Regions from separate parts of the Mus musculus genome. Here region 2 is linked to region 1. The links are chromatin loops, found by intact Hi-C in ENCODE. Cell type or tissue: heart. All regions are shown on one strand.

Region 1 (8,000 bases):
GTGGGTTTGAGTGGGTTTTACACCTTCACGGGACTCATTTATGAAACCTCGAAGTCCTGTCTCACACCTCTTCTCTCTTTGCAGGTCGTGCTCAGGGTCCCCAGGCAGCTCAGGCTGTTGCAAAGACTGGTATGTATACCCACGGACATGGCGTTCAAATACTCCACTCTTCTGCTTCCTTTGAACCTGGATCTAGTTTATATGCATGCTCCCAAAAGCCCTTGTTGCTCCTTAGAGAGGAATCTTAGCATGAAGAGGTATAGTTGATTCCTTTAGACATTTTCTCAAAGGGAGGGTTTTCTTTTTCTTAAAAGAGGGGCCAGAGAGTCTGTGGGTAAGAGTGCTTGCTACACAGGGTGGGGTTCTGAGGAGAACCCCCAGAATCCACGTAAAAAGCGTATTGTGGCTGAACGCAGGCCTGTTCCCCAGATGCTGTGAGGGCGGGAAGAGCACTAGAGTCTGCTGGTTCTCTGTTCAGAGAGAAATGCTGCCTAGGAGGGATTGACAGAGTAAGACTCCTGAGGGCCTCCTCTGGCCTTGCTTGGCCTGCAAGCTCATGAGAACACAGTCCCCATCCCCACAAAGACACCATACAGAACTTGGAATGCTGCACTAAGAATCAACATCTAAATCCATCGTACACATTTGTTGATTTTCTGTAACATCGGGAAATAAAGGCTTTGCTTCAAAGTGAAGAGCGTTTGCAGATTGAAGCATTGTGTGATGGGAGTTGGGTGGTCTCTCCAGGCGTGATGGAGTGAACACATTCCCCGGCCGTGAACAAATTCTGACAGTTAAAAATAGGTTGTTGGCCATCTGGTATAGCGGATCTCCAAGATGCTTCTCTTGGGCCCCTGCCCTTCTTCCTACTATTAGTTTAAATCCCCCTAATTGGGAACGTATTGGGGATGCTCATGCAGCCTGTCTTCTGAATTGGAAGGTTCCCTAAGAAACATGACATCAGCTTACTGGTTTTGTTTTTGATGTAGTTGCTGTATAAATCTTCTGGGTCCCTGTATTTATCATTTCTTTTGTAGCCTCTGAATTTCATTATTGATCAATAAGAGGTTTTTTTTTTTTTTTTTTTAAGAAAGGGTCTCCTGTACCTCAGGCTAGCCTCAAACTCTCTGTGCAGCCCAAACTGTCCATTGGTTCTTGATCCTTCTGGTCCTTCTGATCTGTCTGCTTCCATTTCCCAAATGCAGGGAGGATGGCTGGCATGTGTGTCCTACTGTGTCCAGCAGTTTCAAAGATTGTCATGACCCTATCACCTGCACTGTTTATATGATCTCTCACATTTTTCTTAGAAATCTCTTAAAATTTCCGAGTCTTCTTCTCACAAGTATTGCATATGTTTTAACATGAGCTCTATCCATGAAGGGTCTTTCCAGGAGTCATGCAATATGCCATGTGTTCTACAATCCCATACCTCAAGGGGTAAAACTCTGCATGCTCTAGCTTCTGCCTGTGCCTGGAGTCTCTCTTACCAATTGTAGATCTCAGTATGTTCTAAATTATAAGTTATGAATAGAAAGTAGACAGCTCAGAATGTTCCAGTTTTTAATTAATGAATAGAAACTGAGCAGCGTCAACTAAGATTCTCTCACAATTGTCAGGACCACAGAGATATGCTTGGTTATATTTGGAACTAATTAGATTTCTCTTTTTGCACAAGTCCTTGGACACACATATACATGAGCACGCACACTCGTGTGTGCACACACACACACGAACACATGCGCACATGCATGCTCATGCACACACACACACAGAGATTGCAATTTGAATATCATGAATATCTTTGTATCTGAGCTTCCACCATACTTAAAGACACTGGTTAGCTTTATCAAAGCAACTCACTCATGTCACTTACCCTCTGACAGCAGGGATCCCTCTTGGTAGCCCGTTGGGAGATAATATTCTGAAGTTTGTGCCAAGAATTATTTTATGGCAATGTGATATGATAGACAAACACGGAAATGATCGGCACGGAGGAATAAATACACTTACACATTGATGGTAACAGAAGTCATGCCCTACATACAGAGCCACATGCAGAAGCACCAAGCCTGTCAGGAAACAGTGGGCAGGATAGGTGTCAGAGCACAGCCCAGAGCATGTATTAGAATTTTCATGGGAAGGAATGTGTGAGTGGGTGGCTGGGCCCCGTAAGCTTTGATTTGGATACTTGGCGTTGCTCTGGCAGGCTCCTGGCTGGAACAGATGTTCCTCATTGCCTAGGACAGGTTTCCAGGGGCGACTGGGGCAGAGAGAGTATTGGTTTTCTGTGGGAGAGTTTGAGAGAGGAAGTGGTCAGCAGTGTGGGTCCTAGATAATTCGGTTAGCATATTGCGGATGGAGCAGCACAGCAGTCACTGCTGTCTCTGCAGTGAGGGAAGGAGTCTTTCCAGGAAAACATTCTCACGTGCTAGGACGTCAGGTTACGTCGTCTCGAGGGAAGTGGGTGCAAGTGGAGAGAAGGATATTAAGGGAGCTAAGCCACTCTCACAAAGACAAATATTGCATGTTTTCTTTCACTTTGGGTTCTAGACCTTATAGCTATATAAAATTGTTTATGTATAGATGACATGAAAGCAGAAGCAAATTGTCCAAAAGAGTAAAGGGAATTGATGTGAGGCGGGTAAAGGAAGCACCGTGGGGCTGAGAGGGGAGTGTGTACAAAGTGCGTTTTCATATGAAATGGCCTCAGCACTATCTGAATTACAGTCAGCAGGGTTGGTGAGTTGGTGCTGACCACCGGTCATCTGTGGATACCGCCTACACCTGGGTCTGTCTCCACAGCACGGGGTGTCACTTGCAAGTTGCTCAACAGGGGCTTCTCCTGGATAGAGATGATTACACACTCCTGTTCCTGCTTATCTCTAAATGTCAGGAGGCGTCCCTGTGTAGACTGTATGAACGTGAGCAGGCGAATTGGAGCTGGTGCTATGTTCCGTCTGCACATGGCGGGGAGGGAATGGTTTCCCCACGTGCCGAACACAGCATCCAAGGAGACTTCATCAGTGACCACACATGCTACACAGCTTTTGTAAAGAAGAGGCCTTAAGGCTGAGTAAAGGCCATTGGTGCCTAGAACCTAGTCCCCTGCTCCATTCCAACCTTCCCCGCTGTAAAACTAGGGAGAGTGGTGGTAGATTGCTTTATGAACTACCCCGATGTATTTCTCCTCAGGTCTGTAAATGATGGTTAGGCCAGGGGGTCTCAGAGATGGCACAATAGTTTGGAGACTGGCTGCTTTTCCAGAGAACCTGAGTTCCGTTGCCAGCATGGACATGGCTGCTCTCAGGGTTCTATAAATCCAGTTCCAGGAGATTCCAATGTCCTCTGCTGGGCTCTGTGGACACTAGACATGCGTATGATTGACATACATAAATGTAGGCAAACACACCCATACAATAAAAATAACAAATTCAATCTTTATTTATTTATCGTTATTCAAGAATGGTTAGTTTAGAACCAAGCACTAAAGAGTTAATAATCTTCTAGGAAGAGGGGCCTGAACGGAGCTCTGGCTGCCAATGCGCCTAACATTCCACTGCGACATTTCCAGATGGCAACTTGGGTAATTCAGGACATCCTCTGGGTGGCTTGAAGCTAAGTGACTCCCATGAGTCATACCCGAACCTCTGGTCCCTCAGGCAGCTAATTAAGGCACGCCCTGCCTCAAACCGCTTTTCCATCTGGGCTGGTTTTGGAGGGAAAAAAATAATGAAGAAATTATATTATGTCACGAGAAGCTTTCTTTTGCTTGGTATTTTCCAGCTGACATCTCCAAACAAAATAATTATTTATATATAAATGTGGAGACCATGTTGAATTTTTAGGAACTATATTGGGAAAGTTTGAGGTAACTCCTTTATAATCTTCCTTTGATGACAAATTTCCACACACTTCTGCCACGCAGAATTCTGTGTTTGCTTTCTGGTGTCAGACTCATTCGCCCACATGTCACCTCCTTAGCCAATATGCTTCTCACTGTGACTCCGTCCTAATTAATCTGGTGTGGTCATCACTCCTGAAATGAGCATGGTTTACTTTATGGCTTTGTTCACTCTCTCTCTCTCTAATTCTTTTTTCTTTGTTTCTCCTTTCCTTCCCCTTCTGTCCTCTCCCTTCCCCTCCCCTTCCTTCCTTCCATCCATCCTTCCTTCCTCTCCCCCTTCCTTCCTCCCATCCTCCCTTCTGTCCTCCCTTCCTTCCTTCCATCTGCTCTACCGTCCTCCCTCCCTCCCTCCCTTCCTTTTTCCCTCCTTCCCTTCCCTCCCTCCCTTCCTTCTTTCCTTTCTCCTCCCTCCCTTTTGTTCTTCCTTCCGCCCTCCCTTCCATCCTCCTGTCCATCCCTCCTTCCTTCCACCCTCCCATCCTCCCTTATTGGTGACTGAACCCAGGGCTTCATGCATGCTCGGGAAGAATTCTTATCTCTGCACTATAGTCTCAGTCCAGAACATCTTTCATACTATTCCACCACCTACACTTTCAGAACCTATTGAGGAAATATCTTCTTTTGCATTTTGCAGATAACACTGAATTATCTTTCTCCAGTCATACGATTCCCATTTTGTTTGTTTATGGGGCCTGACTACTGAAGCCAGCACCCATGCATGTGAGAGGGTCTACCGTGGAGCTGAACTGCAGCCATTTATCTTTCTTCTGAGCTCTGGAAGGTCTGGCAGAAATGGTTCCTGTGGCATCTCTTGGAGTTACTCAGTGTATCTCTCTCTCCCTGCCTTTCCTAGAATGCAAGTCCATCTCCCTCCTATATCTTTGTACACTGCTTCATGTTCTCCCCCTTTCTTCCAAATAAGTGCCTTGAGATAAGTGGCCAGATGGAGTACTTCTCAAACCTTCATGAAATGTAGTCTGTAGTAGTTCTTAAAAAGTATCAGCTTAGAACATTTTATTCTTAATGAATATATACTTTTTGATTGTTCAAGAGTCAGAGAGTTCCTTTCAATTCCACAAACATTTTAAAGTTGTTTTCTTTTCATTTTAGTATGCATATGTGCAAGTGTGTTTGTGGGTGCATGTATATTGTTGGGCATAGGGTGTACATGTAAATTTGTGCATGTATGTGTGGAGGCCAGAGGTCAATCCCGGGCGTTGTTCCCCAGGAGTTGTCCAGCGTGGGTTTTGAGATCGAGTCTCTCCCAGGCCTGGAGCTCACCAACTTAGCTAGGTAGGCTGCCGGCGGGCCTGGGGAACCCTCTCTGCCTCCCCAACACTGAGATTGCCAGCGCTCACGCCCAGGCCAGGATTTCTTTACATGGTTTCTGGGGACCGGAGTCCTGACCTCATGATTTCATGGCAAGCACTTTAGTGACTGAACCATTTTTTCAGCCCCAAGTTGGTTCCAAGCCGAGATCTAAGGGAGAAAAGGGAGAAGAGAGGGAGGAAAGGAGCTAAGACAGAAGGAGAAAAGAAAGAAGATAATGAGGGACAGAGAAGTCACCATCGCGGTGGTTCCGGATCACCATTTGTTTACGTAGTTGCCGCACAGTAGAAACAGGGGTAAGCTGGAGTGGCTCACAGCTGCACATGCGCACTTGATCCTGAGGGATTCGAGACTGAAGCTGCTTCTGTGGAGTAATTGCAGGGACTCCCGAGAAAACAGTAACTGGGCCGAAGCTGCAAGACTAAAATAGATCCCGACACTCTTCCAAACCGTCTCCTTGGACCCATAAACCGTGGCTCACGGCCTTGATGAAATGCTGTGGAAAATCAGCTATACCCGTAATCTTTATTTTAGGCTTGAACGACTAGAATAAACGTAATATTTTACCGGGAATCTTCTGATTTTTCACGTTTATTACCTTTCACTTACTTATTTGGTATGAGTTGGTACACACGTGTGCCACAGAACACAGATGGAAGTCAGAGGTTAACCTGCAGGAATCAGTTCTCTTTTAATAACATCTGAGTGCCAGGAATTGAATTTGGGCCACCAGGCTTGGGAGCAGGCTCCTTTAGCCAGGAAGCCATCGCCCTCGTTCAGATTTCTCATGTTTTCCTTTACGTGCTTTTAAATGTGTGTGTGTGTGTGTGTGTGTGTGTGTGTGAATGTATGTGACATGTGTGTGGGTGCTCTTGTTGCCCGAAGAGGATATGTCGGATACCTTGGACCTGGAGTTACAGGTGCTTGTAAGCTACCCAGTAAATGGGTTCTTGGAACCAAACTTGGGTTTTTGGAAGAGCAGCGAGTGTTCTTAACTGCTGTTCCATCTCTCAAAACCCAATTTCATCTTATTACATTTTAAAAAAGCAATTTTAGTTCATTATGTATTTTTTTTAGCAATTTAAAATATTTTCTTTGATAATTTCTTCAGTCTATTTTGGATGATATTCATCCTCTCTCCCCCGACTCCTCCAGACCCACCCAAGTAAGTTTGTGTCATCTTCTTCCTCTTCCTCCTTTCCCCCCCTTCTCTTCTTCCTCTTCCTCCTTCTAAATCCATCAAGTCAAGTTTTTTACCCATATCCTCTTGGACATATGGACATTAGAGGACCAGTAACCATCACAAGTACCTTCTGAGTCAGCAGCAAAGACCAACTTACATGTATTGTATTTATTTGAAGGATCTATAATACATATAGTTTGTATTATACTGTGAGAGTTTCTTTGGCTGTCTAGCAAAAGCCAGTGTAAAGGCGGTGTGCAGGAGTGTAAGCCTCTGGAGTCCTTTAAGGAGAGGCCCAGTATTGGGAACTGGGGCTTCTGAAGGCCACCATGGGCTAATGATGTAGTAAAGCCACAGGGTCAATGACAGAGAAAGACCCTGCTTGACACCTGGATAAAAACTAGGCTTTAGTATGGCCTTTTAGTTCTCAAATACAACTTCCAGTATCTTCTGTAGATGGTGCAAACTACCAAGGTCCAGACTCAATGGGAAATGAAACTTCTTCTCACAATGGGAGAGAAACAAAGGCATTCATGGTCAGCAGGAAAAGGTGTAATTCATACACCAACCTGTGTTGTATGCGCCAAAGCTGGTTTTCATTGTCTCTACGGATAAGGTGTTGAAGGTGGGACCCCCTTTTGGCTCTCCTTTTGAGTGGTAGAATAAGGTGTGCACTGTTGTGTTGTGCCGCTCTTTTTTTTTTTTTTTTTTGATTTATTGCTTGCTCAAGTGAATTTGTGAACAAGTGGTTTTTGTTGGTAGAGTTCATCAGCCATGCAGTGAAGCCAGCGATGCCATTTAGGAGGCACCGTGCCTCCGTCCCCATCCCAGAGTGTGTCTGTGCCATTTAGGAGGCACCGTGCATCCGTCCCCATCCCAGAGTGTGTCTGTGCCATTTAGGAGGCACCGTGCCTCCGTCCCTATCCCAGAGTGTGTCTGTGCCATTTATTTCTCATAACCAGTGAGGCAGAGGCTGCTTATTGACCTCACTTGCTTTCATGTCTGTCGTCCTGACCATTGCACCAACATTTATAACATTGCCCTGCCCAATGGGCTCTGTCGGTCTGTACTTCCAGACCTGTAGCAACTCAATTACCCTTTTACTTTGTACTGCTGTGAACAGACACTATGATCAAGGCAACTCTTGTAAGGACAACTTTTAATTGGGGCTGGCTTACAGGTTCAGAGGTTCAGTCCATTATCATCAAGGTGGGAACATGGCAGTGTCCAGGCAGGTATGGGACAGAAGGAGCTGAAGTTCTACATCTTCATCTGAAGGCTGCGAAGAGAAGACCGTCTTTCAGTCAGCTAGGATGAGGGTCTTAAAGCCCACACCCACGGTGACACACCTACTCCAACAGAGCCATACATTCTAATAGTGCCCCTCCCTGGGCTGAGCATATACAAACCACCCACCATCTTAGCTCTTTTTCAGACTGTAGTTCAGTGTCATTAGGTGTATCAATTAGCAAGACATCCTTCTCCAGAACTCTTTTGCTAAATGGAAACTCTATACCATTAATAAACCCCAGTTTCTTTCTTTGCTGGTTATTGTGAACTCTGATGTTCATTAGCTATTGCATG
Region 2 (8,000 bases), 63 kb after region 1:
TAAACATGTACCCACATACACGGCTTTAATTAATTTTGAATACCTGTTTGTGTTTGTGTATGTAGTGTGTGTGTGTGTGTGTGTGTGTGTGTGTGTGTGTGTGTGTTATGTGGGTGCACTATGTTCATGTAGAGCAGGGCATGTGTTCATATGGGAACATTGCTTGTTTTCCTGTGTATGAAGGCCAGAGGTCAACTTCAAGCATCCTTCTTCAGGAACTAGCCATGTTGCTTTGGGGACAGTCTTTTTTCTTTGTTTTGTTTTTGAGGCAAGGTCTCTGACTGGGACTTGATTAGGTTAGGATGTTTGGCCAGCAAGCTTCACATTCTCTCTCTTTCTCTCTCTCTCTCTCTCTCTCTCTCTCTCTCTCTGGAATAAGTGTAACATCAGACTTGCCTTTTTTATGTAGACTCTGAGGTTTATACTCAACTCTTTATGTTTGAACAGTAAGCACTTTACTGACTTTGGTTACCTATTCATGAATGAATTTAGGGGCACAATTGTTCCTTGTAGCACATTTTGGGGGTTCTCTGGCCTCTCTCCAATACAGAAGGCCCAGAGAGAGCTTTGAGAATAGAAGAAGAAATCTAAGACATGTGGTTTCCTGGGGTCTCTATCATTTTGTTCAGCCTTTAGAAGGGTGTTGGTAGGTGGTAGCCCACCTTGTCCATCACCTGTATCCAAACATATACATCTTAGTTACAACCTTGTCTGACCTGGCAGGAACCCGAAAGGGCATCCAGTTAGCCCCTCATGATTTACTCCTTCGCCTCTAGGACGGTTCCCAGGCTCATAGAAGCTTAGATTACACATTCTCTGCTCTCTGGACTTCCTCTGATCTTTCTGGCATGTATAACCCTGTTTCTGGACTGTATTCTTGGACAAAGGTTGACTAGGCTTCTGTTACTCTTCGCCATGTAAGTACGATGCAGAGAGAGGTCAGCATAAGCCCACTAACACTGAATCTGCTGTGTGGCCATTCACCATGTTCCTCCGGCGCCTCTAGATCCTTGTAGGGAAGGCAGAGATCTGAAGCTGATCAGTCCACCCAGTTGGAAAAAAGCCAGTCAAAGGTTAAGGGAGGGTAGAGAAGCTGCAAGCAGTTGCATTCGCTGTCTCTTAACTCCCTCTGGAATGGGTTGGGAGATCACCCTAGGCAGCTCTAGTGGGACTGGAAATGGAGCAACTGTCAGCTGCTGGCCTGCTTTCTCTTGGTGCAGAGGAGGATAGGTCACATCTGAGGCCTTAAAAGGTCACGAGGAATGATCAGTTCCTTATTCAAGAGGAAGATGAGGAGACGGAATAACCACAGAGAATGAATATTCAGCATGATGGGGAAAATACGCACTAAGGAGACATGCTGCTTAAGAGTCCCTAGAGATACCAGCACCTAAACAAACAACTGCGTTTCACAAGGATTCTTGAACCAGAGGCAGCTCCCAGTCCCTCCGAGCTAAGGAAAACAGCTGCATATTGTCTTTCTTGAGCACAGGCTTGCAGACCTTCCAGGAATCTAGCTAGATGCTTTATTTGGGAAATGATACCTGTCTCATGTTCATGCTAGGTGAGCTAGCTGTTAAAGAAAAGACAAGCAAGGAGCCTGGCATGAGCTGTTCCCTGCCTGGGGCCACTGTGTGAGTGTTGGGACTCCCCACCCACATCAGCAGAGTGCAGACATCTAACTACTTATAGTATATTCTTACTATAGCTTGTGCCTCAGTCATTGTGAGCTTACCACTCATGTTTCTCAGTGATGAGACATCTCTCAATACTATCCGATCTTGTTTCGTGCACCAGTTTCTTTCCCTATTGAAATGATAAAGCACTCTGACAAAAGCAACTTAAGAGAGAAGGGTTTATTCTGGCACACAGTTCAAGGGTATTTTAGCTCATACCATGACAGGCAGGGCAAGTGGCCAGACCTTGAAGCAGCTAATCACATCCCATCCATTGTCAACAAGCAGGGTGATGAAAGCTTGTTAGGCTCAGTTCTCCTTCATTTATACAGACCTGGCTCCCATTGGATGAGTCTTCCCACCTGAATTAATGTAATCACAGTAATTGTCCGTGGGCACGCCCAGAGGCCCATCTCCCAGACAATTATAGATTCTTACATTCATCATATTCCCTAACAATGTTGTGTCTCTGGCTATTTCCTCTCTGTTTCTAAATGAATTTTCTTCTTCTCCTCCTTCTCCTTCTCCTTCTCCTTCTTCTTCTTCTTCTTCTTCTTTGTCTTCCTCTTCCTCTTCCTCCTCCTCTTCTTCTTCTTCCTCGTCCTTCTCCTCGTCCTCGTCCTCGTCCTCCTCCTCCTCCTCCTCCTCCTCCTCCTCTTCTTCTTCTTCTTTGTCTTCCTCTTCCTCCTCCTTCTCCTCCTCCTCCTCCTCTTCCTCCTCTTCCTCCTCCTCCTCTTCTTCTTCTTCTTCTTCTTCTTCTTCTTCTTCTTCTTCTTCTTCTTCTTCTTCTTCTTCCTCTTCCTCCTCCTTCTCCTCCTCCTCCTCTTCCTCCTCTTCCTCCTCCTCCTCTTCTTCTTCTTCTTCTTCTTCTTCTTCTTCTTCTTCTTCTTCTTCTTCTTCTCCTCTTTTGTTTCTGTTGTTCTCCCTCTTACAGACACAGACACACACAGTCACACACACACACACACACACTAGAAATGTTCAAAGTACCCTACAGCATACCAGCACCCTGTAACCATTGACAGTGATTAATGCTAGCTGAATGGGATTGTATGAGTTTTACGTTTCTCTTCTGTTCTTACAAAAATGAAGAGCAATATGGCATGGTGACATGCACCTTTAATTCTACAACTCAGAAGTCAAAGGAAGGAAGGGGCAGAAAAAGCCCTGTGTTTCTGCAGTAGGCAGAGGATATATAGTGAGATTCAGAAAGAGGAGGAGGGGGGGAAGGAGGAGTAGGAGGGGGGAGGAGGAGGAGGAAGAGGAATAGGAAGAAATGAAGAGAAGGAGGAAGAGGAAGAGGAAGAGGAGCCACCATCACTGCTACAACTACCAGACATGAGTAGAAGCTCAACACTGGTGAGGTGGAAGCAGGAGAATCCGTGAGTTGAAGGCCAGTCTGAGCTACAGACCAGATTACAGGCTATCTTAGGCTACATGCCTTGTCTCAAATAAGGTTATGCAAGCAGGTGTGTAAGTTAATAAACAAAATGAAATACAACAGCAAACAGAGAACACTCAGATTACAATCCTGAGGATATCTAGAAAGAAGAGCTGAAATTCCAGGATTGGGAGCTGAAGGATTTGGGGGCTGTAGGTGGGGCAGGAATAACATTGGACACAACAGCCACAGTTGTCAGTTGGGCTTCAGGGTTTCTGAAGGTTTCTTTGCCCAGGAGAGAGAGAAGAACAAAGGACAACAGATTTGAGAAAGAAGATGAAGTTTCCAGTTTTCAATACATTGAGTCTAAGCTGTCCAAGGGTCCTTCCTGCCTAGAGAACTGATTGGCAAGTTGTCCTCAATTTAGAGAGAAGTGCATTCCAGAGGTGAATCTCGAAGTCTTGGAGAAAAGAATTGGTAGCTGTAAACCTGAATAAAGATAAATTTGTTGTGGGAAAGAGTGAGGTCTGAGAGCCAAGTTGGGAATTTGGCTAAAGAAGACATCCTATGACTCTTCCATCAAAAGGAGTAATGAGAAAGCCCCGAGGGAGACGATGGAAACACCAGAGAAAGGGAGGGGACCTCCAGAAGCCAGAGCAAATCAGGCTTTATGAAGGATGTGCCTTCATAAAAGAACATCTCACAGATGTCTCTGAGGAAGTGCTGACTGTGTATTGTCTCAGGAAGCTCAGCCATGTTTCCTGGTGATGGGAGTCAGAACATGGAAAGGAAAAAGAACCCTCTGCATCAATGGTCTGCTGTTGAGAGAAGGCTTTGAGCCAGGAGGAGGGGAAGAGACAGAACACAGGGACTTTCCTAGCTTTATGGGGTTTAATAGATGCTTCTGTGCTTCTCTTTTCCTGGAAGAACCGGAAGTAGGAGACAGCTCTGGGAAGGGCGAGGAGTTGGACTGAGGGTGACAGCCCCAAGAAAGGGCAAGGAGATAGTCTTAATGAAATACTCCCATTGTTCTTGTTCCTGGGTGGATGTGGAATTCCTGCAGTGCTTCTGCATGGATGTTACAGAGGACGAATCCATTTGCTGCTGCCAAAAAAAAACCCGCCCAAAAAAAGACCCACAGAGAAAGGAGGAGAGCCTGGCAGGCGAGTTGGAACAGTTACCAAGATAAGCTGCACACTGGAAAGGCTCTAACCCAATGTACTTGGCTTCCAATGGTTTTGGAGCTGCAGATCCCACTGTCTTGGATCCCAGCGTGAGTCCTGGCACAAGACTTCCTATGTTCTAATCATGTCTCCTGTGTGACACAATTCTTAAGTACTCTGCACCCAAGTTGCGTTATACAAATAGGAATACTGATTAGAGGTTTTACCACAGATGACGAGGACTGAGCCAGCCAATCATCTGAGCAGAAATGGTAGCTGTTAAAATCATCATCATTATCATCAACATCACCATCACCTGCTTCTCCTTCCTCTTCCTCCTCCTCCTCCCCCTCCTCCCCTCCCTCCTCCTCCTTATCCTTCTTCTTATCCTCATCCTCTTTTATACTTCTGGCAATGTCTTTAGACTCTGCTGCTTTTTCAGGCCTCCAGAATGACGACATGGTGGGAATGTACAGAACAGTAACTCAGCAAGGAACACCAGGGAGCTGGACAAAGCACGATCGGGCCAGAAGATCTCAGCTCACTGAGCTCCGTGGGAGAGGGTGTAATGGAGAGTTGTAAATGCAGACACACCCATTCTAGTTTTCTGCAGTGGATTTTGGAGGTTCCTTTGGAATACAAGAGTTGGATTGTGAGATCTTAAGTGAGCACCTAGTTACAGGATGGAAAGCTGGCTGGGGAGTGAGGAAGAGGGAGACATTCAGAAGGGAGACTTGGAAAGTGGTGGGAAGTTTTCCACGGATGGAGAGGCAGAAGGTACAGTAACTGTCTGGATCCAGGATATGAATCAAGGTCCACAACACTCAGGGAAAGGCCAGGAGAATGCTAGAGCAGACATACAATCTGTATCACCCATTATTCTTCCTCCATCCCCGGAAGCCAGTGCTTCTCTGAATTCTCCTCGTGTGTCTCACTGGGAACCAAACAATAGCAAAGGCATCAAGCATCAGCTCTACTCCGTTCTGAGCATAGTTCATCTTGTTCCTGATTTAATAATGTTCATGAAGGATGAGGCAGGCTTGTCATCCCAGTTCTACTGATGGGATAACTTCGGGGCAGCCATGTTCCTTCCCAGGGCTGAACCAAGGGTAAATAATGTGCCCAGGGTCCTTGCTATGGCACGTATGCAATGCATATTCTTAACTTCATACTGGGTTTCTTTAAACATCTGATGACAGTACTCATGAGACATGGCAGTGTTTGTCACAAATCCTCCTCTCCCCCTCGCTCCCCTCCCCTCCTTCCTATTTGCTCCCCCTTTCCCACTAACTCTCTCTCCACTTTCAGGAACAACGTCTTACCATATGACCTTAGCCTCAGTCCTGGCACTACCACTGGGTTCTGGGATTACAAGTGTGTAGCACCATGCCCAGTTTCAGATTCATTTCCTTATAGCATATCCCCATGTCACTCTGGTTCAGAGAGTTTGTAATATTTTAAAATCCCACAACAGCACCCAAAGAAATGACTCAGTGGATAAAGATTCTTCCCACCAAACCTGATAAGCTGAGTTCCAACCCTGGGGTCCATATGATGGGAGGAGAGAACTACGCACACAAATTGTCCTTTGACCTCTACACTTGACATTGCATGAGAACACACACCTTATCCCCACACACAAACAAATACATGTAATAAAATCTCTGAAAAGATAATAATGTCTTAGTCATTGTTCTATTGCTGTGAAGAGACACCATGACCATGGCAACTCTTATAAAAGAAAACATTTAATTGGGGCTGACTTACAGTTCAGAGGTTTAGTCCACTCTCATCATGGCAGGAAGCATGGTGGCAGACAGACAGACAGACGCGGTGCTGGAGAGAAGCTGATCATCTACATCCTGATCTGTAGGCAGCAGGAAGAGAGCTACTAGGCCTAGCTTGAGCTTTTGAAACCTCGGATCCTACCCACAGTAACACACTTCCTCCAATGAGGTCACACCTACTCCAATGAGGTCACACCTACTCCAATGAGGTCACAGCTCCTGGTAGTTTCAAATGATGCCACTCCCTATGAGTCTATGGGGACCATTTTCACTCAAACTACCATAAATATATTCCTAGTATCTTTAATTTTATAATTTGTTAAATATTAAGTCATTCATTCACCAGTACACCCTTGTCTGTTGCTTCCTGGTTGTTACTGGGTAGTAGGATTGGTACTGAAACCCACCTACTGAAAATTTAACGTCAGTTAAGGGGAAAGGCATAAAATAAGCTGCCATTACTCTGAAATGTGCTTGATGGCAGGAGTGTATTAAGTCAAGGACCAGCTAGAGAGAGGAATGGTGGGCCTCCTTGGAGCAGTGAGGAAACGTTCATAGTGGAACTTAGCCACCTTTCTGGAAATGACAAATGGCTTCTTGGTGAAAGATATGGACAAAGTGACACAGGAAAACATTCTAGTTCAGGAGAATCATGTTTGGGGTCTGTGAGATGGCCCAGAAAGGTAAAAATTACTATTTGCTACTGAATCCAGTAACTTGAGTTCAATCCACAAGACTCATGGTGGAAAGAGAAAACGTCCACAAAATGTCTTCGGACATCGGCTCATGTGATAATGTCAAGTGTGAGTTCACATACATACTCATGCACACATAAGCACATGTACAACAATCAAACCTTCATTTAAGAGTTTTGAAAGATGTCAGTTGTGAAGACTCGGTGACCTGATACACTATGGTTGGTAGCAGTATCCAACCTAGTGTTGAGTGAAACACTCATGACCTCTATCCAGCTGTCACATAGTTAGACCATGTTCCAGCAGGGCAGACATTAAGTATAAACCCTGAAGCTGGTCCTAGTAGTCAGTTTCTAAGTCAGGGGACATGTGGGCAAATGGGCTCAGAGGTGACCAGTTTGCACTTTGTCTTCGCCTAGACCAGGGAGGCTCTCGTCACAATTCTCAATGACCTCCGACCCCAGGATCGCTTCAATATCATTGGGTTCTCCAATCGGATTAAAATGTGGAAGGACCACTTACTACCAGTGACTCCTGACAACATTAGGAATGGCAAGATCTACATGTACCATCTGTCACCCACTGGAGGTAAGAATGATTCCTGACAGCCCTTCTATCCAGCTTTGGCATGACCATACACTCATTCTCTGCAAAGAGACAAGACTTTGGGAGTTGGCGCTGATACTAACAGAAGAAGCAATGATAATTTCCCCAGGTGTCTATGTCTCCGAGTGGGTAAATTCTCATTTCCTAGACCATAAGTTAATCATGACAAGTAACAGTTGGAAAATCCATCCACAATATGGATCCTGAAGTTGGTTTTGGCAAATTGTTCTTGGTTGGGGAATATTTTGAGGCTTTTAAATTTTTTCTTGTATGTGTGTATTACTATAAATTGATACCACCTACGTGGAGGTGCCAATGGAAAACAGAAGAGGGCATGCAGTCCCCTGGAGTTGGAGTGGCAGGCAGTTGTGAGTCACCTGACATGAGCCTTGGGAACTGAACTTGGCTCTTCTGGAAGAACAGGAAGTGATCTTAACTGCTGAGCCATCTCTCCCTTGATGGAAACTTGAAGCCAAGTGCATGACCCAGAATATTGTATGTGCTCAAGCAATGGCAGATGTAACTGCCCTGTATGGTCTTGCCTGAGCTGTAGCAATGGTGAGTGAGCATCAGTCTCAGATGCTCTGGGCTGTGCTATGGATGTGCAGTGGGAGGAGGCAAGGGCTGCACTTGAAGTCACTGCATGCATACCTCAAATGCTGCACCGGGTATATGTGCAGAAGACTGAGACA

Evidence for each region. Hi-C counts contacts between places; a loop is a spot of excess contacts. Peaks named below come from ENCODE experiments on the same cell type or tissue, not always from the same donor. Only the 100,000 strongest peaks of a DNase experiment are listed, where the experiment ranks them.
Region 2: a loop joins it to region 1, with 1.8 times the contacts of the local background. A loop is called at or near these places in 1 of 42 quality-filtered maps.

The regions. Positions count from the first base shown.
Region 1 is chr2:10,164,600-10,172,599 of GRCm38, forward strand. It overlaps Itih5 (inter-alpha (globulin) inhibitor H5), which reads left to right. Exons shown (of 14, transcript NM_172471.2): 2 at 85-129. Among named protein-coding and RNA genes, the nearest start is that of Itih5, 15 kb to the left of the region's middle. In heart, no CTCF peak of the experiment used is centred here; DNase peaks (open chromatin) are centred at 3,622 and 5,592.
Region 2 is chr2:10,227,882-10,235,881 of GRCm38, forward strand. It overlaps Itih5 (inter-alpha (globulin) inhibitor H5), which reads left to right. Exons shown (of 14, transcript NM_172471.2): 8 at 7,122-7,290. Among named protein-coding and RNA genes, the nearest start is that of Gm31496, 76 kb to the right of the region's middle. In heart, no CTCF peak of the experiment used is centred here; a DNase peak (open chromatin) is centred at 4,320.